Linked DNA regions of Mus musculus: regions 2, 3, 4 and 5 are each linked to region 1. Evidence: chromatin loops called from intact Hi-C (ENCODE). Cell type or tissue: left cerebral cortex. All regions are shown on one strand.

Region 1 (5,000 bases):
GGCCATCAAAACCTGTAAGAGTTTCCGAGGTCTTTAACAAGGCTAAGTCTCCACAGCTACTGAGAGTGTTACATTCTCTCTAGAGCTATCAGATCATATGCTGTCAACGGGAAGGCTATGGAATAGACTCTGCCCACACTTCTCCAAGCTTATGGACCAGTGCTTCCTTAACCTCTGATCAGCCTCCACAGAAGGAGACCTGGAAGGCCTGTCATTGACACATGCTCAGCTCAGAGTGTCCCTAGTTACTTCTTTTCTCAGTTTATCAGCTCAAACTTTTCACAGGTCCTTTCCATACAAGGTCACATACAGGAATATTTGACAACCAACACTTGTAAGCACTCTATCCTCCCAGAAGCTGGTCTGGGACACCATGCTCTACTGACATAACCCTGTTCTACTCCATGGCCTCCTTTGCTGGCTCATGTTCCTCTACTTCCTCTAAATGTCAGCGCTCCTCCACAATTCCTTTTTGTTCCCTTTAAACATCACCTTGGGCAACCTAATGTAGACCCTCAGTTCTCAAACGTACAGCTAATTTTTAGGAAAAAAAATATTTAGTGAGATAGTATATTAAGTAGTTTTCAATCCAATGACAAGTTGGTATCAGAAAAGGATATTGTAATAGAATGTTGCATACAAATCTTTATATAAGTTGAATTTGGCCTGAGGCTGCTTTCCTTTGGCCTTGAGTTTCCCTATAGCCAAATACTACCTTCATGTACAAAACGAAACTGAAAGCCCAGTTTAACAATATACTTTTGAAAAAACTAGCTGAGTGTGGTATCAGACCATCTTCAAATAAGACAAATGCTCATCTGCAACCAACGAAGCTGTCCTTGCAGATTCTATTTCTGTCCATAAGTGCTGTCCATTCTCAGAACCCTGATTCACTGAGAGGGTCAGCCTATGAGATAGTGTGTGTTTCTACATGCAGACTTCACAGGAGCTATGGCAACTCAGGGAGGGAAGCAGGGGTGTGGAACCATCACTTAATCTTTCAGTGATCCAGGTTTCTGGAACCCACTGAATACTTCCCTAATTCTATAGGAATCATTACTTAGAAGTAATAATTTACTAATCAGGGGAAGTAACATAGGACCTCATAATAATTTAATGAGGATTTGATAAGAATAATTCTAGATGGTTTATAATTTCAGATTTTTTAAGAGAAGACTATGATGTAGGATACAAAATAATTGAATTGTCTAGTGATATAGAATGCACTGCAACCAGAGACATGGGAGCCAAATAAACCCTTTCCTCCCGGAGTTGCTTTCTGTCACAATGTCTTACCACAGCAATGGAAACCTTAACTAAGACATCTAGGAAGTGGTTAAGGGACATGCCCAGAGCCCCAGTGAGATGGCTCGGTGGGTAAGGGCATTTTCTGTGCTAATTTGACGTTCTAAGTTCTGTATCTGTAGCCCACGGAAAAGTGGAGAAAACCCGACTCCACAAAGTTGTCCTTTGCCCTCCATATGCGCATCACGATATGTGTCCCGTGTCCGTCCCCCCACCCCCATCATCCACACATGCTTCAAAAAGGAAAAAAGGAACAAGCTCAGAGTCACAGAACTGAGGTTAAACAGCAGAGCCCTCAGGACCGCCAGCCCATCTCCATCGCAGTTATCCCGCAGACGGTGACACACCCCGGCACTCTTCCCTCTCTGCGGGAACCTCATCCTTCTAAGCGCCGCACCCCAACTTTGCGACTCAGCAGCGCCCCGACCTAGGCTGTGCACGCCTCTCCTCCCCTGCCCTCCCTCCCCTGCCCACGCCGGCCCCGGCCCTCCTCCTTCCCGTCCAATCCCCTTTCCAAGCACACTCCCCCGCCCCGAATGCGTCCGGAGCCGGCACACCTCACGCTGGACCAGGGCTTTCCGGCCTTTGCCGCCCGCCACCCAGGCTCGGTCCGGACGCCGAAGTACACTCACCGCCTCAGCACGGGAAGGAACGGCCTAGCGGGAGGGGCGAGGCGGAGACGCCGGGATACTTCCCCTCAGGAGACCGACAGCACAGCAGCCATTTTGTTGTGTTGTGCCGGTTGCCGAGAGGGCCAGCTTGGTGTGGGCGGGGCTTGTTATCGCCACGCCCCCGACACGGACTAGTGGACGGGACGGGGCGGAGGCGCTTCCCGCCACCCTTGCCGCCTCTGCGCGCGCTCAATTTGGGGGTGCGAAGCTTCCGGGTATGAACCTGGCGGGCTGTGGTCAGCCCTCTGGGCGCCGAGTCTGTGAGGAGAGATTTTTTCCACTGAAGCAATGGGGGAAGGCTTACGTTCCTCTCCCTAAGGCAACAACCGGAGGAACCAGTATGGAGATGTTCACAGCATTCGATCTTGGGATGATGGAAGGCAGGCCTTGAGCTCTCCCGTGTCTCGATGCACACTATCCTTTACGCGACTATTTTGGAGGCAAATTGTCATACTTGGAAACTGATCGAGCCGGACGTGGCTGCACCTCAAGACTGCTTGGGCTCCAGTGACCATTCACTTGAGCTATATGATCCTAGGATTCACAGTCCAAGAGTGCCCCTTATGTTAGTACAAAAGAACTAAAGCAAGCATTTACAGAGACTTGAGCAGATCATGCCCCAAAGAGCAGCCTTCTACTGTATTTCCTAATTGTCTGCACCATGTGCTTGCGGAGGCCAGAAGAGGGCATCAGATCCCACATAACTGCAGGTACAGACCTTTGTGAGCTGCCATTTGGGTAGAGGAATCGAACCTGGGGCCTCTGGAAGAGCAGTTATATGCTCTTAAGCACTGAGCCATCTCTGCACCCTCTCCATCATCTTTCTTAACTACCTTGTTCTCCAGTCAGGCATTAACGTTTCCTTTCTTTACCACAAACTTCCTGGCTCATTTTTCTAACACTTTTACAAATTTCCTTTCTGCCTCAATTTCTACTCTCATGTAACATATAATCGTCCCCATTTCCAGCAGTTAACCTTAATGATTTGAAAGAACTTAGAACAGTAGCTGATAAGTCTAATTTTTATCATTAAGCAAGACTTCTTAGAAGTCAACTTTCATCTTAACTCTGAAAGAAGAGTTTAACCAAGGGCAGGTGTTTGCTTGGCAAAGAGAACAGCTTGTACAAACCCCAGGAAGGATTGGGAAAGTTGGCAATGAGCTGGACATTAAGTAATTCAGGGCGGTTTGAAGAAAACATAAGTAATGCACAAATGCAGTTCAGTATGAATTATGCAAACGTCTGGTGTGGTGACGCTAAATATGAAGGGGAACCTTTTAAGCAGCATGAAGCCTGTTTGTAGAAGCTGAGGTCGTTTGACCTAATGGGAAGTTCTGATCATTTCCAGCAGGAGGCACTATTGGATCTGGTGGGCATGGTCCTCTCTTTCTCCGCAACTTTGCAGCACAATTTTTGGCTGTTGGAAAGCAAACTCTATGCAAAGATCTATTTAACCTTGAAAGGACTTTGGACCTATTTTCAGACAAAGTTCAGATGTTAGGTATTAGTTCAGTGTACATTGGTGAGATTCTGGTCTTTGGTACTTGTCTTTCAGCCAGAGACTTGGATTAATTGCACAAACTCATGATTGTTTTCCCTAATCTGTAATGGCATTCAGATGAGTTCCATCGTCAGATTACACTGTGCCAGAGTCAATTCATCAGTCCAGTCAGTAGTCATCAAAAAGTACACACAAAATCCAGGGGTCTCTCTCGGAACACTCATTTTTCTCTGCTTTCATGTTGCCCTATTTTCCTCCTTTATAGAGATATAGTAACTAACCTTCTCTGGGTCTAGCATGGTGGAAATCTTGGTTGTACCTCCAGCCTCAGATACTTGCCATGATTATTAATAGTCCATCTTAGCACACTGGAAGAGGCACCCCCAACAAGAGTAAATATACAAAAGAGTGAGGGCAGCTCACATTCCATGCTAATTTATTCCCTGGTATGAGCTGTAATTTTTCTGGATTACATTTAGATTACAATATAGATATTAGCTGGGGAGATGGGAAGGCCATCTGGCTTCTGGCTGTGACTTGTCTCCAGGGCTGGAAGATGAGCCAGGGCACAGTGACTTAGGTTTTTCAAGATCTTTTGTCCAAACCCTGGCAAAGCTATTGAGATTGCTCTTCTTGGATTCTCTTACGAAATCCACACTAAATACTCTGAGCATCACCTTTAAAAGAGAACCAGAGGAACTTGTCAGGCAGAGTCGGCCAGCTTCCACCATTGCCATTACTGTGACTTCCTAGTGTGACTTTAAAAATTGACTAAATTATGGCTATATTTTGAAATAAAGCTTGTTCTGTTATTTGGAAATCTCATACATTCATGTAGGGTATTTTTTATCTGCCTGTCTGTCTATCCCATTGGGTATTTTTGTTGTTGTTTTTTTTTTGGTTTTTTGTTTTTGTTTTTGTTTTGTTTTGTTTTGTTTTGTTTTGAGTCAAGATTTCTTTGTGTAGCCTTAGCTGTTCTGGAACTAGCTGTGTATACCAGGCTGGCCTCGGATTCACAGAGATCCACCTGTCTCTGCCTCCTGGGTGCTGGGATTAAAGTTGTGCACCACCACCACCCAGCTATGGAGTAGTTTTTGATCAAACACAACCCCCTCATTTCCTGCCCAGTTCACCGGCACACACTTTTCCTTCCCAGATTAATGTCTTGTTTTGTTTTGTTTTTCTGTAAAGCCACTGAGTTTATTTAGTGCTGTCTGTATGCGTGTGGGCATTAGGGTTGTCTACTGGAGCATGGGTAGACTCTCAGGGGCCTCATCCCTGCGAAAGCTGAGTCTTCTAACACCCATCCATTGCCAATACCTCCTCAGCTAGGCTGGAGGCTTGATTCCCCATCCATGCTGGGATTTTGCCTGACTTGCTCATTTCTGCTTTTTACCCTCAAGTCTCACAGAGTAAGGTACAGTTTACAAACAAAAAATATTTTCCATGATAAATATAAATCCTCTCTTAGAGGCTTGCGAGTGTAGACATGAGAAAATGACCTGATTCTAGACGAAAATATC
Region 2 (5,000 bases), 240 kb after region 1:
AAACATCTAAATATATATACTCTTTGGATTCTATATATTCTTAGTTCTTTGGATTTTTGTTTGTTTGTTTGTTTGTTTTTCGAGACAGGGTTTCTCTGTGTAACCCTGGCTGTCCTGGAACTCACTCTGTAGACCAGGCTGGCCTCAAACTCAGAAATCCGCCTGCCTCTGCCTCCCAATGCTGGGATTAAAGGCGTGCGCCACCACCTCCCGGCTTCTTTGGATTTTTTTTAAAAAGAGAGTTGTCCATTTATTTATTTAGTGTATCTGTGAGGTTCTGGCAATGTGCCATGTTGCACATATAGGGGTCAAAGACACTTTGCATAAGTCTGTTCTCTCTTGTTAGCCATGTAGTTTTTGTCCAAGGAACTGAACTTGGCAGCAAGTGTACTTGCCTGCTAAGCTATACTGCATTGGCTCAAAGATTTCCAAATTTTTAATTTAGCTCTTTAATGTGACATATCCTAACTTGACAATGATTACAACTCCAGACATAGGGAAAGAGACACAGCATAAACTGGTTATGGCACTATTTTGTATCTAGATTATTCTGGTGTGTGTGTGTGTGTTTTAGTTCAACAAAATAGACAACCTATTGAGCCAATAGAGATGAGTTTGAGCCAGAGAGATGGCTCATTAGGTAAAAGTGCTTGCCACCACACCTGAAGAATTAAGTTCAATCCCAGAACCCAAATGATGGAAAGAGAGCAAGTTGCCCTCTGACCTCCACACATATTGTGGCATGTGTATGTCTCTATGTGCCAGCACTTAAGACTATGTGCCACGGTGTGGCATTCAGAAGACAACGTGTACGAGTCAGCTCTCTCCTTATACCATAAAGAATGGAACTCAGGTCTTCAGCTTGCCAGCAAGTGCCTTTATCTGCTGAGCCATCTCAAGCCAGGATCCAGGGCAATTGCAACCAGTGAGGGCTGAGGCCTAGCATAGGCAACATTCGCTTTGCTTAGAGTCATCTTCAGTCTGTGGTTGCAGGGATTGGTCTTCTTGTCTATGGATATAGACTCTTGGCTCACTTTTCCCAATATTATTTTTAACCAAATCAATTCTCCATTCTTTTTAAATCTCATCAGCTCTAGGGAAACGTGTGTGGCCACTCACAACATACTCCTAAGTTTCTCGCAAGCTTTAAGAATGACTGGCTATGTGTCATCTTTTTTTTTTTTTAAACTTCTTTTACAACTACTAAAAGTAGTATAAGGCTGCTGTGTTACTTAAGTGAGTTTTCTTTTTCAACGCAGGGAGCAAAGTGGTCAAATGTCTTCTTGATATAATTCCTGAATGTCTGGAAAATATTATGATCCAAGGGCTACAGAAAACAAGCCCCTGGGAGTTTGGAGGGCTGGGGAGGAGTCTGAATGCCTGGGACTTCTGTTCATAATCACCCACACCTTTAATTCAAGAGTTTTCTCTGCCAATTAGCTTCTAGGCTTCAAGGGTACGATAATCGTGAAGTAACGAAAAGAGAAGACAACGGTTAGTGACAGTTCTCCGTGTGTATGACATAAAATGGGGAAACGGGTAGTTTAACCTTTTCCAAAAGAGTGGGATTAGGGTCTTTGTAAAGTCGCAGAGTTTTATTGTTGTCACCTGAGTCCCTGACATGCACGCGCGAACACACATACAGATGGGCATCCCATCCTTAGTCTCCTCTAAGCTTCCTGGATTTTTGTCTCTTTCCGTAAAAGAACAGGAAGCCATGCGTTCCAAAACAGACTCATCTCCTTGGCACAGGGGACCAAATGAGGTCTACAACTCTGACCAGACATTCCAACGGCTTGAAATAGTTGGTTGTCAACTAGCTTTTAATGGTTCTTCTCCAACAACCCCGTGTTTCGCAGATGGCAGCGATTTTTAAGCTTCTCTCCCTCTCTCTCTCCTCTCTCTCTTTCACGAAATATATATAGCTTGTCCTTGACCACTGATTTCCATCAGACACTTCTGTGTGCATTTGGTCTCGGAGTCTGAGGCCAGCCCCTCCATGGCCTGCTCCTTCTCTCCGCACTAAATGCTATGTCTGTCCTTCGGTGATTACGTCACGCGCAGACTCTGGAAGATGCCGAAAACTTCCTGCACATCGGCCCCAAACTTCTCTTAATCAGGCCTTCCATTGGCTGACAGACGTCAAACCGGCGCCCCACGTCCAAGTTTTCGGGGACCATGTGCCTCATCTTGATGGCCACCTGGCCTCGGACTCGGGTTCAGTCATCCCGGTTCCGTCACGGAGGCCTCTGCGGAGAGCGTGCACAAAGCCTCTTGATCCCCTGGGCGGTCTCAGTCTCTTAGTCTCCCGGCACGCGCAAGACTCCGGGCCCCAAAGAAAGGGGCGGGGACCGCGTTGAGAAAGGATCTCGCGAGACTTGACAGATCTGCTGGGAGGCTTCGCTCCGTAAGATCTCGCGAGATTCAGAGAGGCGCTCTGGGAACCTAGTAGGTGGGCGGGCAGACGGGAGCCAGGGAGATGGCGGCGCAGGCTGTGTCGCTCCTGCGGGAGGTGGCGCGGCTGGAGGCGCCGCTGGAGGAGCTTCGTGCGCTGCAGTCAGTGGTGCAGGCTGTGCCGCTGCACGAGCTTCGCGAGCAGGCGGCGGAGCTACGCCTCCGCCCGCTGTTCTCCTTGCTTAACCAGAACAATCGGTGAGAGAAGCACCGGGCTTGGGCGGGTAGGGATGGCTGCAGGGGTCTTTCGGAGAAAAGTCCAGGTTGTCCAATTGCAAGATGTCCACAACTGTGTGTTGCCCGGGTCTTGACGGTTCTCCTCTCCGGAAGGAATCTTCTGCTGATATTGTGGCGGGGTCCACGGCACGCCTTTTAATTTCAGTATCCAGTGAATGCTTGTCCAGTGGAATTAAAATGTACGGAATAACAGATTTGTGAGACAGCAAAACTTTAAACTAGAAACAACCATATTAATAAATCATTAAGGACATAAATTATTGCTGCGTAACGTTGCGCGGCCGATCTGTGTATGTATGAAAGTGTTGAATGTAAAAAAAAAAAAAAAGGAAAATTGTAAAGCTTATGTGTAAATTAATCCACTATATACCCCTTACAAGCGAGAGTAAACTGCATAACCCAGGATTATATGTAGAAGTTATTAATGTGCAACTGGAATTAAAATGTTAGGATAGCAACTTTTGATGAATATGCATCTATAGCATTAAATTAGAAATGTCTTGTATTTGTTAACTTGATCATTTAATGTGCTTTTTGTATTTGAATTTTAATTTGAAAAGATAGTGAGCTCCAGTCAGTCAGCACTGAATGCTTTCAGTGCGCTTTCTTACCTCCCTTCTGCTACATCTCTTACTCCTGCTACGTCTGCTAAGTTGGTTTTAACAGTCAGTATTTTAGTGGTTATTTTCCTTTTCTGACTAGCCCTCACCCTGCAACCAGAACTAATGTCTCAGGTCAGTTGGCTTAGCTTGTCTGTGGAAATCATGATTGTATAGTTTGGTATTTGGGCCCTTCCTGGTAGCTTTCCAGTCTGCTTTTCCAGGCTACTCTCCTTCATTTACTCCACTGAGCGCATCTGTTCCACTACCGTGTTACCATCACTAACGTTCCTAGAGCATGACTTGGCACTTTCTGAACTCCTCTCACACCAGTTCTACTGACTGTGGACCCAGCCCATGTGCCACCTCCCCAAAAAAGTCTTTCTCCAGCTGCAAGTGGCTCTTCGTCAGACACCATAATGACATTATCATTTTTCTGTTTATAATTCTGGATACCTTTCCCTTGTTATAATTCTGTGTGTGTCTTTGTGGTTAGGAAACACATTTGTTCCTCTCTGCATCTGCCCTGAAGTACAGTTCAGGAAATACATGGTAAATACAAGATGAGGCCTACAGCCTTTAAAGAAGGTACTGGGTCCAGTTTTGTTAGTTTGTTTTGAAATAGGATCTTGCTGTATAGAGCTTGTCTTAAACTCAGTATGTAGCTCAGGCTCTCTCCCAGGGCTTCTCCCTAGCCGGCTTTTCATATTGAAAATGAAAAGACTCTGAAAAATCATAGTGCAGGTTGGCAACAGGAACCAAAGTTGGGAAGTTTGGGAATATAGTAAATGGAGAAGACAGTTTGCTGCGTGCTGGGGTGGTATTCTAGGAAGCTTTTTGGTTGTTTTTTGTTTTTTTTGAGACAGGGTTTCTCTGTATAGCCCTGGCTGTCCTGGAACTCACTTTGTAGACCAGGCTGGCCTCAAACTCAGAAATCCGCCTGCCTCTGCCTCCCAAGTGCTGGGATTAAAGGCATGTGCCACCACGCCCGGCTTCTAGGAGGCAGTTTGAATGGGCACTTAGAGCTGGATATGTACTATATATGGCAGTTGCAATATGTTGGAGTGATTCTCCTCTGATAGTATTGCAGTCTCCACACTACACTACTGTTACTAATTTGTTGTCTAGACCACATAAGAAATTCTGCTGATTCAGGTTCTGGGTTTGTTGCTGTAAATCTGTAATCTTGACACCTTGCGTGAGGGAAATTTAACACCTAAGATCACTGATACTCACCATAGAAGTCCAACAAGGATGACTGACTTACCACCTTTAGCTTGCTTGGCAGCTAAGGCTCACATAGGACCTGAGACAGTTTATACACAATACACTTTAAACCATCACTGCTTTTAAAAATTATTTTAAGAGAGAGAGAGCAAGCATGTGTGTGCTCGCTGGAGTGCATGTGTGGGGACAACTTCAGGGAATCTATTCTCATCTTCCAATTTGTTGAGGCAGGACATCTGGGGGTCTTTTTGTTGTTTATTTTCCCCCTTCTCCCCCCCAACCCCCATCACCACCCATCAGACTCCTGGCCAGTGGCTGTCAACTGTCCTAATGCTACAACTCTTAGATACAGTTCTTTGTGTTGTGGTGACCACCAACCATAAAATTATTTCTTCATAACTGTAATTTTGCTACTGGTGTGAATTGTAGTATAAATATCTGTGTTCTGGTGGTCCACCCCACAAAGAGGCTGTGACCCACAGG
Region 3 (5,000 bases), 320 kb after region 1:
CCCCCCCCCACTAACCATCAAAATAAATGTAGCGGTGAATGTTCTGGCCCTGTACTGTAGTCTGAATCCTAGACGTAAGTTCCTAGATTTGATGGAGGATCCAAGCCTGGGAAGTCTTTTAGTGGATTTTTTACAATTATGAGGCTTAATCCGTGTATTCTGGAGGGAGACATCGTTGGCTGTTGGCCAGGGTGTCCCTGTGAATTCGATAGTGCCCTATCTATCCCCGCACCCTCCCAGGCTCTGTCTGAGTCATCACACCCCCCTTTGAAGGTGAGAACTATAGTAACCCTGGCTTTAGAGTAGAGAAAACTGAGGTTCGAATAGGTGAGGTGACTACCCTAATGCCTCCCATCTAGAAAGCACTGAAGCCCACACTTGAACACAGGCACTTGCTCACATATGATAGTAATTATATCCTAAAGCGTGAGTATGTGTGCCAGGCCTTTCATCCTTTGTGAGGAATGGAAGAACATTCTCGCACGGCCTCCTGAGCATGCCTTCCCTTTGGCAGGTACACTTTGACTTGCCCTGGAGACAGGCCCTGCCCTCGAGTTGGCCACAGCTGCTCATATTTCCCCCCAGTTGGTGATGCCGAGAGCGGGAAGATCTTCATTGTCGGGGGAGCAAATCCAAACCAAAGTTTCTCAGATGTACACACCATGGACTTGGGTAAGATCAGTGCTGTAGAGCATTCCTAAGAACACCAGCCCTACTGGGTATCGTGGTACAGTTCTTGTGAATTCTTGCATGATAGCCCCTGGGAGTTTGAAGCTAGCCTGGTCTATATAACAAGTTCCAGGCCAGGAAAACATAGACCCTGAACAACAACAACAATAGTAATGACTCTGAACCATAATAACAATAAGAACAACAACAGCAATAAAATGTCTTAGTTTGGGTTTTATAGCTGTGACCAAGGCAACTCTTCTAAAGGATGACATTTAATTGGGGCTGGCTTACAGCTTCAGTGTTTCAGTCCATTATCAAGGCAGGAAGCACAGCAGCATCCAGGCAGGCATGGCACTAGAGGAGCTGAGAATTCTACATCTTCATCCAAGGGAAGTCAGGAGCAGACTTGTCCTCAGGCAGCTAGGAGGAGGGTCTCAAAGCCTAGCCCCACAGTGACACACCTCCTCCACCAAGGCCACACCTCCTCCACCAAGGCCACACCTCCTCTACCAAGGCCACACCTCCTAATAATGCCACTCCCTGGGCCAAGCATATTTAAACTACCACAAATAATAATACCGACTCAGACCAGACAACAGAGTTTTCCTCTTAAAGAGAAGAATATATTTGTCCCTCCGATCTCAGCTGACCTTTAGCATCCTTGTTTGGAGAAGAGTCTGTGTCTTAGGGTTCCCATTGCTGTGAAAAGACACAATTACCATGGAAACTCTTATAAAGGCAACCATTTCATTGGGGCTGGCTTACCATTTCAGAGGTTTAGTCTGTTATCATCATGACAGGAAGCATGGCAGCATCCAAGTAGACATGATGCTGGAGGAGCTGAGAGTTCCACATCTTGATCCAAAGGCAGCCAGGAGGGGACTCCTTCCACATTGAGTGGAGCTTGAGCACTAGACACCCTCAAAGCCCACCTATACAGCGACACACTTCCTCCGAGTCCACACTGCCTAGTAGTACCACTTCCCATGGGCCAAGCGTATTCAAACCACCACAGTCTGTATTGAGCCCTGGCAATCCCGAAATTGGTTATGTATTAACAGTTAGGAGGCATCATTTCTCCTGCCCTCATTCTAATGAATGTCCTGGCTTTGACTGTCTCCCACTGTGTTTGTCCCTTTCCGTTCCCACCACAGGTCCCACCACTGCTGTCTTTTCACTAGCCCTGGAATCATTCTCCCTCTGGTCTGCTTGCCTCCATGTCAGCTCACTGCACAGTGCATGTCCCATACCCATGCAGAAAGTGTTGCTCTTTGGTTTGGACAAGGGTGGTTTTTTTTGTTTTGAAGCAGTCTCATGGGGCTGGGGCTGGACTTGAACTCACTGTGAGGCTGACAGCATGACCTTGAACTTCTGATTCTCTTGCCTTTACCTTTCAAGTATGTATCTGAGCCCCTTCACCTGGTCTATATGATGGTGCTGACCAGACCCTGCCTTTGTGTGTGTGAGGCCAGTGCTCCACCAGCTGAACTGCATCCATGTCCCCCAAGCCATCGCTCATGCTGTTCCCTTTGCATGAGGAGGTCCTCTCCTTCCTTGTCATCTCTCTGTGGTCCCTGACTCAGTGCCCCTTCTGTCTGGAAGCTAGCACTCCAGCTCTAGACTGGTTTGGATACCATATTCCTCCATATCCATAGAGTCATATACTCTCCCATTTCCTCCTTCCAAGATCTTAGTGCATCTGATTATTTCCTGTATGTCCCACAAGAGCTTAAGAGCCTTGGAGAAAGAGTGAGACTGTTTTACTCATAATTGTATCCCCAGCCACTGCTAGAGCATATATCCAGGGCAGGCACTTTATGTTTAGATGAATGAATGAATGAATGAATGAATGAATGAATGAACAAAGGAGCAAAGCTATGAATAAACTATTATGATGATGTGCTATATGCTGCTGTACAAAAGGCAGAAGTTGAAAATTGGTGACCACGTGAAAGTGTGGCCATATAACATTTCTGTTATACTATATGTATGTAAATATACTTATAAATATATAGGAATGTTTATATGTTAATAAATTATATATATGTATATATATGTATATATATATATATGTATATATATAAGTTTTTGAGACAGGGTGTTTCTCTATAGCCCTGGATGTCCTGGAACTTGATATGTAGATCAGAGTGGACTTAAACTCATAGAGATGCACTTGCCTCTGCCTCCCAGTATTAGGAGCTGGGATTAAAGATGCATGCAGGGCTGGTGAGATGGCTCAGTGGGTAAGAGCACCCAATTGCTCTTCCGAAGGTCAGGAGTTCAAATCCCAGCAATCACATGGTGGCTCACAATCATCCGTAATGAGATCTGACTCCCTCTTCTGGAGTGTCTGAGAACAGCTACAGTGTACTTACATATAAATAAATCTTAAAAAAAAAAAAAAAAAGATGCATGCCAACATCCCCTGTCCAGGTATTATTAATTTCTTCATTACATCTATTATTTTGTACATGTGCATAGTACACATGGAGATTAGAGGACAAAGCTGGCAATTTTTAAAAGATTTGGTTTTAGGGTTTTTTGTTTGTTTTTGTCTTTATTTTTGTTTTTTGAGCCAAAGTTTCTCTCTATAGCCTCAGCTGTCCTGGAACTTGCTCTGAGAACCAGGCTGGCCTTGGACTCAGAGATCCACCTGCCTCTACTTTTTTTTTTTTTAAATTTATTTATTGATTATATGTAAGTACACTGTAGCTGTCTTCAGACACTCCAGAAGAGGGCATCAGATTTAATTAGGGATGGTTGTGAGCCACCATGTGGTTGCTGGGATTTGAACTCTGGACCTTCGGAAGAGCAATCGGGTGCTCTTACCCACTGAGCCATCTCACCAGCCCCTGCCTCTACTTCTAGACTGCTGGTGTTAAAGGTGTGCATCACCACCTGGCAAGATTTGTTTTACTCTTTTTATTTATTTATTAAATTAGAGATGATTGGTCTAAAGAATTAGTATAAGAAATATCTTTTATGTGTATTAGTGTTGATCTCCATGTCTGCATGTGCACTGGGGAGGGAGTTGAATCCTTTGGAACTGGAGTTATAGAGAGCTGTGTGCCACCATGGTGCCAGGACCTGAGCCTGGGTATTGTAGTGCTGAGCTGTCACTCCAGCCCATTATTGTTTAATGTCTGTGGAGTATGTGCATGTGAGTGCCCGGGGTTGTGGAGGGGCAGAAGCATTCCATCCCCTAGATCTGGAGTTCCATACATGCTGGGAATTTCTGCAAGGTTCGAAAGTGCCCTTAACAGAGCCCCTCTCCTGCCCTGGTTATGTCCATTTTTATATGCACACTTGGTCTGTAAATAATTCAAGTTTGAAACAACAGAAATGAGGCTGGAGAGATGGTTCAGTGGGTAAAGGTTTCTGCTCCCAACGCTAATCTCAGTTTGTTTCCTAAGACCCACTTGGTGGAAAGGAAGAAACTAACTCTCAAAGTTGTTCTCTAACCTCCACACAGGAGCTGTGACACAAATGTACACACAAATACACACAAACACACAGAAACACGCACACACAGAATAAATAGAATGTAATTAGAACATTTTTAATTGCCGTAGTTGGGCTTCTCATGATAATTTTCAGAGCATCAATACTCTTGCATAGGTACATCACAATCATTTAGACCTGGGGTGTCACCTCTCGCTGAGGCTCCCAGCCACAGTTACCACAGACTCTTGTTTATACTGTCCAGATACTTGAAACTCTACTCCCAGCATGAGGCAAAAAAAGATGCCTTGACTCTTTTAGATACCAAGGAGCTTCCCTTCCAGCTCAGTTATGTCACGTCTGTCTGTCAGTCCATCCTAGCCTCCAGTTCTCTATGTAGCCCAGACTGGCTTCATACTCACAGTCCTTCTGCCTCCACTTTCCATGTTTTGGGATCCTGGACTTGTGCCACCATGCCAGCAGCTATCAAGTGCCATAGTGACCTTAGCAAGGCCATCTGAACCCCAGTAGCCTATTAAATAGAGGTACTAACCAGCTTCATTTACAGTTTTGATTAGCTAACAGTGTGATGCCTGTAAGGTCCTACATTCGTGACTTGCTAACTAAAAGGATGAGCTAGTTTTGGCATTGTTACTCTATTTGCCCAGAGATTTGTTAAGGAGGGGGTGGGGGGAGGAAGGGAGGGAGGGAGATTTCATAGAATCCAGGAGTGTTCTGCAGAATCTAAAAACAAAAAGTCGTAGCCCACACTGATGAGAGTGGAAACTAGATCCAAGTGGCCCGTGTCAGCCAAGTCCCATTAGTTACAAGTAGAAAGTTAGTGTCAGACATATGTCACTGGACTCTGAACGGGGAAGAAGAGACAG
Region 4 (5,000 bases), 270 kb after region 1:
AGTCAACATAGCCAAAAGGATGAGCCCCAGGTTCAGTGAGAAACCCTAGCTCAAAAAAGCAGTAGGGTAGGGGCTGGAGAGATGTCTCGGCAGTTAAGAGCACTGACTGCTCTTCCAGAGGACCTGCGCCTGGCTCCCAGCAACCACTACAGGAGGCTCAAAGCCATCTGGAGCTTTGGCTCCAGGGTGTTTAACACTCTCTTCTGCCAGGCAGTGGTGGCACACGCCTTTAATCCCAGCACTTGGGAGGCAGAGGCAGAGGCAGGTGGATTTCTGAGTTCGAGGCCAGCCTGGTCTACAAAGTGAGTTCCAGGACAGCCAGGGCTATACAGAGAAACCCTGTCTTGAAAAACCAACCAACCAACCAAACAAACAAACAAAAAACCCACTCTCTTCTGCTCTCTCTGGGCACCCTCAGAAGGGACACATGCATGCACATGTGCACACACAATTCCAGCACTCAAGAGGAAGAGATACTGGGATCTCTGAGTTTGAGGCCAGCCTGATCTACAGAGAGAGGGCTAGTGTAATATCCAAAATAAGTTCAAGACCACCCAGCCTCTTCCCCTTTGAAGGGACTTTCAGAAACATAGTGGTCAAAATGACTGAGTCTGTAGCTACCAAAACAAAATGAGCATCAGTGAATGAGCAGATAAAAATCAGAGCTAGTGAGTCACTCAGCTGGCAAAGGCATCTGCTGCTGAAATTAATTCAAAACCGAAGTCTGGTCTCCATGGCCACATGGTAGAGGGAGAGTGCTGCTGGATTGTTCTCTGGTATGCTACACACACACACACACACACACACACACACACACACACGCGCGCGCGCGCATGCATGCATGATTTAAAAAGAAAAAATGTGGGTGGTACTCACCCTTAAGAAAGCACTATCAACAGGCGGTGGTGGCATATGCTTTTAACCCCTGCACTTGGGAGGCAGAGGCAGGTGGATCTCTGAGTTCGAGGCCAGCCTGATCTACAGAGTGAGTTCCAGGACAGCCAGGGCTACATAGAGAAACCCTGCCTTGGAGAAAAAGAAAAGGGAGAAAAAAAAGAAAGAAAGAAACAAAAGGAAAAAAAATCATCCTTTGCAGCAGCACAGAGGAACAAGAGGACATCGTAGTGAGTGCCATAGGCCAAGCACAAATGACAACTACAGCTTCACTCACATATGCAGTGGAAAAATGCCAAGCTCGGGAAACATATGGCTTCTAAATTCTGGGAGGTGGGCAGGGAGTCATCAGTCAAGGGCCCTGTTAGCCAGGGAGCTTGAGGAGAAGCCGACTTCCCGGGAGGTAGGCTTCACGTAGTTTCATTGTGGGAAGCAAGGCTATTGAAACTTTTGTGAGTAGGGGCTATAGAGTGAGTGTACATAATTGGTCCAGACCTAGGTTGCCTTATCTGCAAGACGAGGAATTCTAGCTGCCACTGGATATGACCTTGTAAGGGGAAAGGAAGTTTAACCTGGCTACCAGGCTACCTGACCTCCTCTGCCGAGGCAAAGTCGGGGCATGGAACAGGCATGAGTCCTACTCATGCCCATCTCAGGACAATATATCCCGGATTTGGACATGATTTAACCCAACTCTTGCTTCAGGCCTGCTTCCCCAGCTTCATAGCTCCCCTGGCCTTACAAGTTCAGTTTGACACGAGTAAGTTCAGAAAATCCAGGATACTTCACAGTTATACTAGTTACTGTGTGTGTGTGTCTATGTGTATGTATGTATGTATGTGTGTGTGTATGTGTATGTGTGTGCGTGCTGAGAGAACACACTTTTTTTTTTTTTGCAAAAAGTATGTAAAGGGTCTAGAGAGATGGCTCAGTGGTTAAGAGCACTGACTGCTCTTCCGAAGGTCCTGAGTTCAAATCCCAGCAACCACATGGTAGCTCACAACCATCTGTAATGAGATCTGATGCCTTCTTCTGGTGTGTCTGAAGACAGCTACACTGTACTTACATAGAATAAATAAATAAATCTTTTTTAAAAAAGTATGTAAAGAGGGGTTGGAGAGATGGCTCAGAGGTTAAGAGCACTGACTGCTCTTCCAGAGGTCCTGAGTTCAATTCCCAGCAACCACATGGTGCCTCACACCCATCTGTAATGAGATATGATGCCTTCTTCTGGTGTGTCTGAAGTCAGTGACAGTGTACTCACATACATAAAATAAATAAATCTTTTTTTAAAAATTAAAACAAGGGGCTGGAGAGATGGCTCAGTGGTTAAAAGTACCACTGGCTCTTCCAGAGGTCCTGAGTTCAATTCCCAGCAACCACATGGTAGCTCATGGCTACCTATAACGAGATCTGGTGCCCTCTTCTGGCCTGCAGGCATGCACACATGCAGGCAGAACACTATATATAATAAAGAAATAAATCTTTTTTAAAAAATTAAAACAAAGCCGGGCCTGGGGGCACACACCTTTAATCCCAGCACTCGGGAGGCAGAGGCAGGCGGATTTCTGAGTTCGAGGCTAGCCTGGTTTACAAAGTGAGTTCCAGGACAGTCAGGGCTACACAGAGAAACCCTGTCTCAAAACAAAACAAAACAAAACAAACAAAAAAGAGTTTTAGGGTCATTTTCCAGGACAGCCAGGGCTATACAGAGAAACCCTGTCTCGAAAAAAAAAATTAAAACAACAACAAAAAGTATGTAAGGAAGCATATATGCTAAATAAATGGATTCAGGCGTTCCGAATATGTTCTAATTGTATGTCACTTGTATGGGTCAGTGAGATGGCTCGCTGGGCAAGGGTGATTGCTGTCAAGTCTGATGATTTGAGTTCCGTCCTAGAACGCACATGTTGGAAGGGAAGAAGTGACTTTTGGCCTTCATACATGTCCTGTGACACACATATTACACACCTGTGCATGTGCGCACACACAATAAGTATTTTTTCAAAATTAGAAAATACACTCTGTACATCATAATATATGTTATAATGAAATTTAATGTTTTGTCTTTTCTGAAAGATTTTATTTTGAAAAGTATCACACCGTCCTATTTTAAATGACTTAAACATCAAAATCAAGATGTCAAGACTGAGTACATCAGAACACTAAGAACATCTTGTGGGTTTGCTAGGTACGAATAGATTCAGAGAAGTTACCTAACATGGGCCCAGAGAGTTGCCTTCTGTAATAGGAAAACAGCACTTTAAGAAGAAGACATCTAAAGCCGGACAGTGGTGGCGCACTCCTTTAATCCCCGCACTCGGGAGGCAGAGGCAGGTGGATTTCTGAGTTCGAGGCCAGCCTGGTCTACAAAGTGAATTCCAGGACAGCCAGGGCTACACAGAGAAACCCTGTCTCGAAAAAAACAAAAAAAAAAAAAGAAGAAGAAGACATCTAACAGCGAGTGAATACTAATTCCCAAAATACACAGCATTGTCTTTTGCGCTCCCCGTGTGAAAATGCTTGAAGCTGTCAAGGTATGTCAGAAGCTTGCAGGAAATGAGCCCGTAATAAGTCTCAAACAGGGAACACTCCTTCCCATCACTCACTTCTTTCCATGCCAGGGAAGTTTCAGCATCTGTAACTTCTGCAGATGTAAAAATGAACTTGTAGCAGCATCTGTTATATGTGATGTGTCTTTCCCCAGAAAACCTTGAACTGTGGATAGGTATAAGGCCCACGGACTTAGCACAGATCCCTACAAATACATCGGCGGGCACCATAACAGGTGCTTCATTCAAAACCACGTACACCATCCGAGCCACATCTTGGGACAGTATAAAGGCCTCACCACTGCAGTAGTCTGGGTAGTATTTTTCGGGGTACTCACTAAGAGAGACAAATTCTTGACTATGGGGGTCTCTGTTAGGTATATCCTGATGAATAACTCTTCCTAAATAGATACCTTCCAGGTGACCTTTCAGATTGAGAAGATAGTCTACCAAGCCTGGTAGATTGATAAACATCTCGTCAGCTTTGAGTATGAACAGGGCACTGGGGCAGAAGGCCACAGCCCACTGGGTCATTGAGATGATCTTCAGTGTTTGGTTTTCAGAACTGTCCAAGAAGATCCCTTCAATGATATCATTATTCTTCTGAGACTCCGCATCTATCTCTTCTTGAGTAGTTACCAATGCTGGCATTCCCAGAGCAAACAGCGTGAGAATTGGGTAGCCTTGGACAGTGGTCACACTACCCCAGGCTTTCCTGATGAGGTCCCGTCTTGTTCCATTCCCTGGGCTACTGAAGATAAGAGAGAGCAGAAAGATGGTTTTCCCATTACAGACCTCCGGCTGGTTTAGGATATAATACTTGGAGGGATTACCTCTTAAAGGTTCCAGGTTCAATTTTCTTGCCTTGTCCTTAATGTCGAGAATTTTCATATCTACATGAGGCAAAGAATGTAAGAAATATTCTTCTACAAAGTCAGCTCCAAAAAGCAATGCGTGAAACAGTATGACGTTAAAGAGAATGAAACACCACTGGTGAGTCCGAAGTCGGCAGAGCGTCACCTAAGTGAGAAAAGGAGTTATGTCCCTTTAAGCTCCATTCCCATCCCTGTTTATTCCATCTGCTGACTCCTGTGTGGGCTTCTTACGGTCCTTAGCAGTACATTCTATTCTGTTATTACTTCTCTCCTCTACTGGATGGCTGTCTCCCGGGTCACGAGATTATGTTTCCCTCTTCTCCAGTGTTACAGAATTGAGTGTTTGCCAGAAAGTGAACCCCCAAGCCCAACATCGGCGGTTGTTCACCTCCTTGTTTGGATGAGAGATTTTATATTTATACACCAACTAGATGCTATGTGATACAAAGAAAGCGCAGGCACTGGAAACACAAATATAGTTCTTGAATGGGAACACCTGGGTCAGTTTCCTCTCTGATTACAAAGGTCAAGAACTGTTTTCCATGATGTGGTTGCTTTGGGTGTCTCCTGATGGACATTTACATTTTAGTATAACTTTCCATCTAATCTAACCCATCTGACACGTCAGTCAATGTGAGCAGATTCCTATTATCTGCAAAGAGCATTCTGGTGCCCAGCT
Region 5 (5,000 bases), 200 kb after region 1:
TGTTCATAGCAGTTTCCATCACTAATCAAATTAGCAATTTCCCTAAGACATGAGGGAAACATGGGATGCTTATTAATCTGCATGCCACCCTTGCACAGGGGCCAGACTAAGTTTCTCTGTATCATTCAAATTTTAGTATCTACGTTGCCTAAGGGAGCACTGATCGTTTTTTTTTTTTTTTTTATTACTCTATGTGTTGGTTTTTCAGGACGGACATGGTTTCTCTGTGTAGTCCTGGCTATCCTGGAACTTACTCTGTAGACCAGGCTGGCCTCGAACTCAGATCCACCTGCCTCTGCCTCCCAAGTGCTGGGATTAAAGGCCTATGCCACCACACCTAGCTAGCACTTCTTATTTTTTTAACCTGGATTATTATTATTTTTTTTTTTTTTTGATCAGTCCCTCCTGAAATTCCCTCCTCCTGAAATACGGGCCTCTCTGTTACTGTATCCTGTCCAAATGCTAGTTTCTCCATGGACCTTAGCCTGTAAACCACTGTGAATGACACACAACCTTTTTGGTGACATTACAAGTCTCCTGTCTTTAGTATGTCAACACCTTCTCACTTCACACACTGCTTTGGAGTTTACCAAAGCACCTGCTCCTTCTTGAGCCTATGTTAACCTCTCTCTAGGCCACGGCCCCGTGAGGCAGAGTAGTGTTGCCCCCGCTTTGGAACAGATAGGACGGGGTATATAAATAAACCTTGGGGGCTAGCTTACCCACAATCCCCCTGCTCAGAGGCAGAACTGGCCTCATAGCAACAATTCCCTAATTCCATGCTAAAGACCTTTTTTATATAAAAGTGTTACCCCTGTACTGGCTGCCTCACCAGATTGCAGGCCCCATTTCTCTTACTTGCCTTTGTGCCCAAAGCCAGTTGTAGCCCTACACAAGAGAACAGTGGATGAATACAGACTAGACAAAGCACGGTATTTACCTTCTGCCCACCCATGGGGTGACAGGGACTTTGCATACAGTGCCTCTAACCTTCCCAACAGCTGGACAACTAAAGTGACACACTCAATCTCACATCCAGGAATAGGTGGCGCCAGCCTGTGAGTTACAAAGCCAGGCTTGCTCTGTTGTCTCTGTCCCTGGAATCCTAAAGGTGCCTCTGGCCAGCCTAGAGGCTCATGACAGAGCTTCCTGTACAGAGAAGGGTTATCTCTGCAGAAAGTGGTGTGCAGCTATGCCTTCCTGGGCTGGAAGAGCCTGTCTGGTGGGGCTGCTACCAACTTCCTTTCCAGGCTCAGCCAGATTCTGCTGTGGGTCAAATCCTCAGGAGGAGCAGTAAGACCCAGAAGTAAAGGGGAATGTGGGCATGTGGAAGAGGACTCCTGTATCTCAAACTGAGGGGGCAGACAGGAGCTGCAGGCCAGACTGCCCACACCCCAGGGAGCAGAGGGCCAATGTGAACCCTGAAAAATGAACAGGGAAGGCTCTAGGAGGAAAGAGCACACCAGGAATGCACTCATCCCAGCAGGGTGTGTCTGCAGGGAGCCATTCGAGCAGGTGCAGTGGGCAGTCCAGATTGAAAGCAGGGATGCAGGTAGGGGGTGTTGACCGACACTATCTCAAGCTCTGGCGCCAAGAGTGCGTCTGGTTCAGGACACTCTGGTTTTTTTCTCCTGGAGGGAGATCTTATCTGATTGGAGCCCTATCCACAAGATCTGTCTTAAGCTTGCCCTTTTCATATTTGCCGTGTTTGTGCACATGGTCTGTGTGACTATCTCTTTTACACTGTTAACTCTACAGTGCGTGACTGGCATACTCGAGTGGGTCTTGTGGTCACTGTGTCGGGGCTCTATGTTGCTGACTTGTGTATGCCTTGCACGTGGTTTCGCGGGAGTCTATGCTGAGGGCAGTGTCATTTGAGTGTTGTGACTTATGGCACACATATATATGTGGTGTGTGTCCTGTGTCTGATTCTCTTAGGCTTTTCCTGGTCTCCAAGGAGTAGTGTGGAATGTTGGTTCTGTAAGATCAAGGTGCTGGGAGACCAACCCGGGTCGTGAAGGGTCTGGGTGTAGTAGCTGTGTGCGTGTGGTGTGCGTACGCTCGCCCAGCCGTGGTTCTGTACAGCTGTGTTTCCGCGTGTGCCCGCTGGACTCGCTGCGCGGGGGCGGCCCCGGGAGACGCTGCGGGGCCCCGCCAGCCGCGGGCTCCAATGGCAAAGCCGGTGCGGCCCCTGCTAATTACATAAGCGGGGACGTCAATAATTCGCGGGAAAACGCGAAAAAGATGGCGCCCCGCGCCCGGGGGGCCCCTTCCTGAGCTCACCGGCCCCTCCCTCCCCGCGTCCCCTCCTCCCCGCGGCGCCCCCGCCCCGCCCCGCCCCCGCCGAGACCCCTACCCCGGCCCCAGGGGCGGACACTCGGCCAGGCAGCCCTGGGCCGAGCGCACCGCCGCCGCCGATGTGCCTGGTGGCCAGACTCCAAGTGGGACCGGCTGACGCGCTGCCTCGCGGTAAGTCCCGCGCTGCGGGCGCCCCGGGAGTGTCCGCGTTTCACGCTTTAATCCCTGCACACGACCCCTCTCCTAGAAACCTAGATTGAGCCCTAGGATCCCCGGGCGGGGGCTGGAGGCTGCGCGCTTGTGGGATGGGGATAGAGATGGAGCCCGAGCGGTACCCTCAGGGCAGCGGGAGTCCCAGCCACAATCCCAACGCTGGCCAGGGTGTGGGTGACAGGTCTCCGTTTGTGGCCGTGTGCCTTTTCTTTTCCATTTAAAGCTATGGAGAGGAGGATAGGCAGGACATTTGGGATTTTGCTCACGTCCAAAGTAAGGCACGATCGGCTGGGAGCGGGAGAAAGTTTGCAATTAGAGCAACTGAGGAAAGGAGTGCCTGAAGCTGAAGGGGACACTTTCTGCAAGCTATCCTCCCCCCTGAACACCCTTTTAAAAAGCCAACGGCCGCCCTGGAGAGGCCTCGGCGCATGAATCATGCGCGCTTCCTGCCCCCGCCCGGCCCCGCGCGCCCAGTGCCGCGGATTTGAACTGGACTCCGACGGGAACCCGCAAACAAGCATTTCTGTGCCGATGGGTTTGAATCAGCCAATCACAGCCCTCGGGGGCCCTCTCCAGGAGGATGGAGGCGGGATGGGGGGGCCACCACCCGGGGGCCCAGCACGGCCTCGGGGGCGCAGCGACCCGGCTTGCCCCCAAAAGCTCAGTGGGGGAGGAAATGTCAGTTTGTGAACCTGCTGAGGCCGGCCGGCCCTGCGGTACTCCAGGCCCAAGCAAGCAGGGACCTCCCAGCTCCCAAAGAGCCAAGTGCCAGGGAAGAGGGCAAAAGTTCTGACTACAGCCCACACCTGGTGCTTGTGCCTCTGCCCTGGAATAAAAGACAGGAGGGAGAGAAGGCAAGAGGAGCTTTACTCCCATCATCGGGAGACCCAAGACCCTGACTATGCCCTGCCGCCCCAGGCCCCTCATATGTCCACGTGTATTTAGTTTTACGTATAGGACTAGCACATTGCCAGACTAACCTTCTCTGAAGAGGCACTCACATGGAAACACACCCAGAGCTGTCTTCTTGTGGGCTGGCAGGGCACCAGGTGCCCAACACCTAGGCAGAGGGAGAGACCCTGAGCAGGAGCGCCCCCACCATCCCCACACACGGCAAGCTGTGTTTGACCTTAGAGTGTATGTATGTGGAGGAATGTGATGCCAGGTGAGCCCCCCGGAGGGGAGAAAGCAATAATGCTGGCCACTCCTGAAGGTTTGGGAAGCCACAAACCTTCTGGAAGATTCCTGGAGGGAAGCTGGGTGTCCTGAGACTCCCCGTACCAGGTGCCAGCCAGTAGTAGCAAGCGACAGGCTCAGGAAAATAGGCTTGGAAAAGATGAATGAAATAATTGATGAAGAAAACTGAGACAGAGTTGGAAGCAGAATACGCTGGGGAATTGGGCAGGATGCTCCAACCATTCTAGGGTGGAGATTTGGAGATTCTCAGGCCACTGCACCAGGAGCCACTGTGGCAGGGAAGCGAAAGGCAGCACTTCAATGAGATGGGGGAGAGCCAGATGTGTTAGGTGCAATGGGAATGGCTTAGCTGCTGTGGGCAGATGTGCTTCAGACAGGTTTAAATGCCCCAGACTGGTTCCCATGAAGTCATCAGTTAATTGAGAATAGAAAGGGGAATTACAAAAGGAGGGCATGTAGCTATGTCACACGGTTCCCATGCCACCTCAAAAGTTTTCAGTACTAGGTGGGCCTTTCTCTGAACACATTTTAGGGGAAACATAACATCTTAAGTGCTTGCATCCTCAGAACTGGCCCACATATGGGACAAAGCCTCAGCCTCCTGGACTCGTAGTGGGGTTCAGATCCATGGGTCCTTTGCGCCAGGCACAGTGGGAAGATTCACTCTCTTAGAAGCAGCTAGGTATGGTATAGAGCCACCTTGACTCCTTGTGAGCCATGGCCCTGCCTCTGGGTCATCGGCCACTTCTCCTTGCGTCTCCTGTTTCCCTATCCCTAGAATGAGATAATAATGTCTCCCTCCCAGAGTTGTCCTGTCAATAAATGCATTTGAGAGCCTTACAGAATTTCAGGAGCAGGTGGCAAGATAAACATTGTTCTTTCTTCTCCGATGTCAGCAGAAGCTAATGGAGACTCAAGCTCTGGAACCAGGGACTCTGGAAGCCTTTGGTGCCACCAGTCCTAACAAGGGGGGCCTGTCTAAGACCAAAAAGAACTTCAAAGACTTGATGTCTAAGGTGACAGAGGGACAGTTCGTGCTATGCAGGTGGACAGACGGGCTATATTACCTTGGCAAGATCAAGCGGGTGAGTCTGCTCTGGTCCTTGGGCCCAGGTTCATGTGTCTTTCTGCTCATCCCTTTTTATCCCTCATGCCTGGAAACTGGAAGTGGAAGGGAACAGAGCTGTCCTCAGGGGCAATGTGGCCCAGCAGGTTCTTCAGAGAACTTAAGCAAGCATCAGACTGGACAGGGTACAGAAGACTCTCTGGCCTGCTCTTCTGTCCTTAAAAGC

Evidence for each region. Peaks named below come from ENCODE experiments on the same cell type or tissue, not always from the same donor. Only the 100,000 strongest peaks of a DNase experiment are listed, where the experiment ranks them.
Region 2: it touches region 1 in a loop (10-fold over the local background); 7 of 42 quality-filtered maps call a loop at or near these places.
Region 3: it touches region 1 in a loop (2.4-fold over the local background); 7 of 42 quality-filtered maps call a loop at or near these places.
Region 4: a loop joins it to region 1, with 2.6 times the contacts of the local background. A loop is called at or near these places in 2 of 42 quality-filtered maps.
Region 5: a loop joins it to region 1, with 2.4 times the contacts of the local background. A loop is called at or near these places in 2 of 42 quality-filtered maps.

What each region holds. Positions count from the first base shown.
Region 1 is chr2:35,106,567-35,111,566 of GRCm38, reverse strand. Cntrl (centriolin) reads right to left here and starts at 2,071. Exons shown (of 44, transcript NM_001379274.1): 1 at 1,938-2,071; 2 at 1-12. In left cerebral cortex, CTCF peaks have their summits at 2,637 (motif pointing right) and 3,317 (motif pointing right); DNase peaks (open chromatin) are centred at 2,019, 2,592 and 3,320; H3K4me3 peaks cover 1,495 bases; H3K27ac peaks cover 1,225 bases.
Region 2 is chr2:34,868,402-34,873,401 of GRCm38, reverse strand. Psmd5 (proteasome (prosome, macropain) 26S subunit, non-ATPase, 5) reads left to right here and starts at 2,440. Exons shown (of 10, transcript NM_080554.2): 1 at 2,440-2,652. The coding sequence starts at 2,480. In left cerebral cortex, no CTCF peak of the experiment used is centred here; DNase peaks (open chromatin) are centred at 2,129, 2,363 and 3,509; H3K4me3 peaks cover 2,334 bases; H3K27ac peaks cover 1,661 bases.
Region 3 is chr2:34,790,844-34,795,843 of GRCm38, reverse strand. Rabepk (Rab9 effector protein with kelch motifs) reads left to right here. Exons shown (of 8, transcript NM_145522.4): 3 at 515-672. Among named protein-coding and RNA genes, the nearest start is that of Rabepk, 6.6 kb to the left of the region's middle. In left cerebral cortex, a CTCF peak has its summit at 3,013 (motif pointing left); no DNase peak of the experiment used is centred here.
Region 4 is chr2:34,837,663-34,842,662 of GRCm38, reverse strand. It overlaps Gm34653 (predicted gene, 34653), which reads right to left. Exons shown (of 3, transcript NM_001377044.1): 3 at 2,934-4,466. The coding sequence ends at 3,366. Among named protein-coding and RNA genes, the nearest start is that of Gm34653, 7.2 kb to the right of the region's middle. In left cerebral cortex, a CTCF peak has its summit at 2,317 (motif pointing left); a DNase peak (open chromatin) is centred at 753.
Region 5 is chr2:34,911,410-34,916,409 of GRCm38, reverse strand. It overlaps Phf19 (PHD finger protein 19), which reads left to right and starts at 2,434. Exons shown (of 15, transcript NM_028716.4): 1 at 2,434-2,469; 2 at 4,608-4,793. The coding sequence starts at 4,614. It overlaps Gm24905 (a small nuclear RNA gene), which reads right to left and starts at 160; the gene lies at 55-160. In left cerebral cortex, a CTCF peak has its summit at 3,081; a DNase peak (open chromatin) is centred at 2,118; H3K4me3 peaks cover 1,523 bases.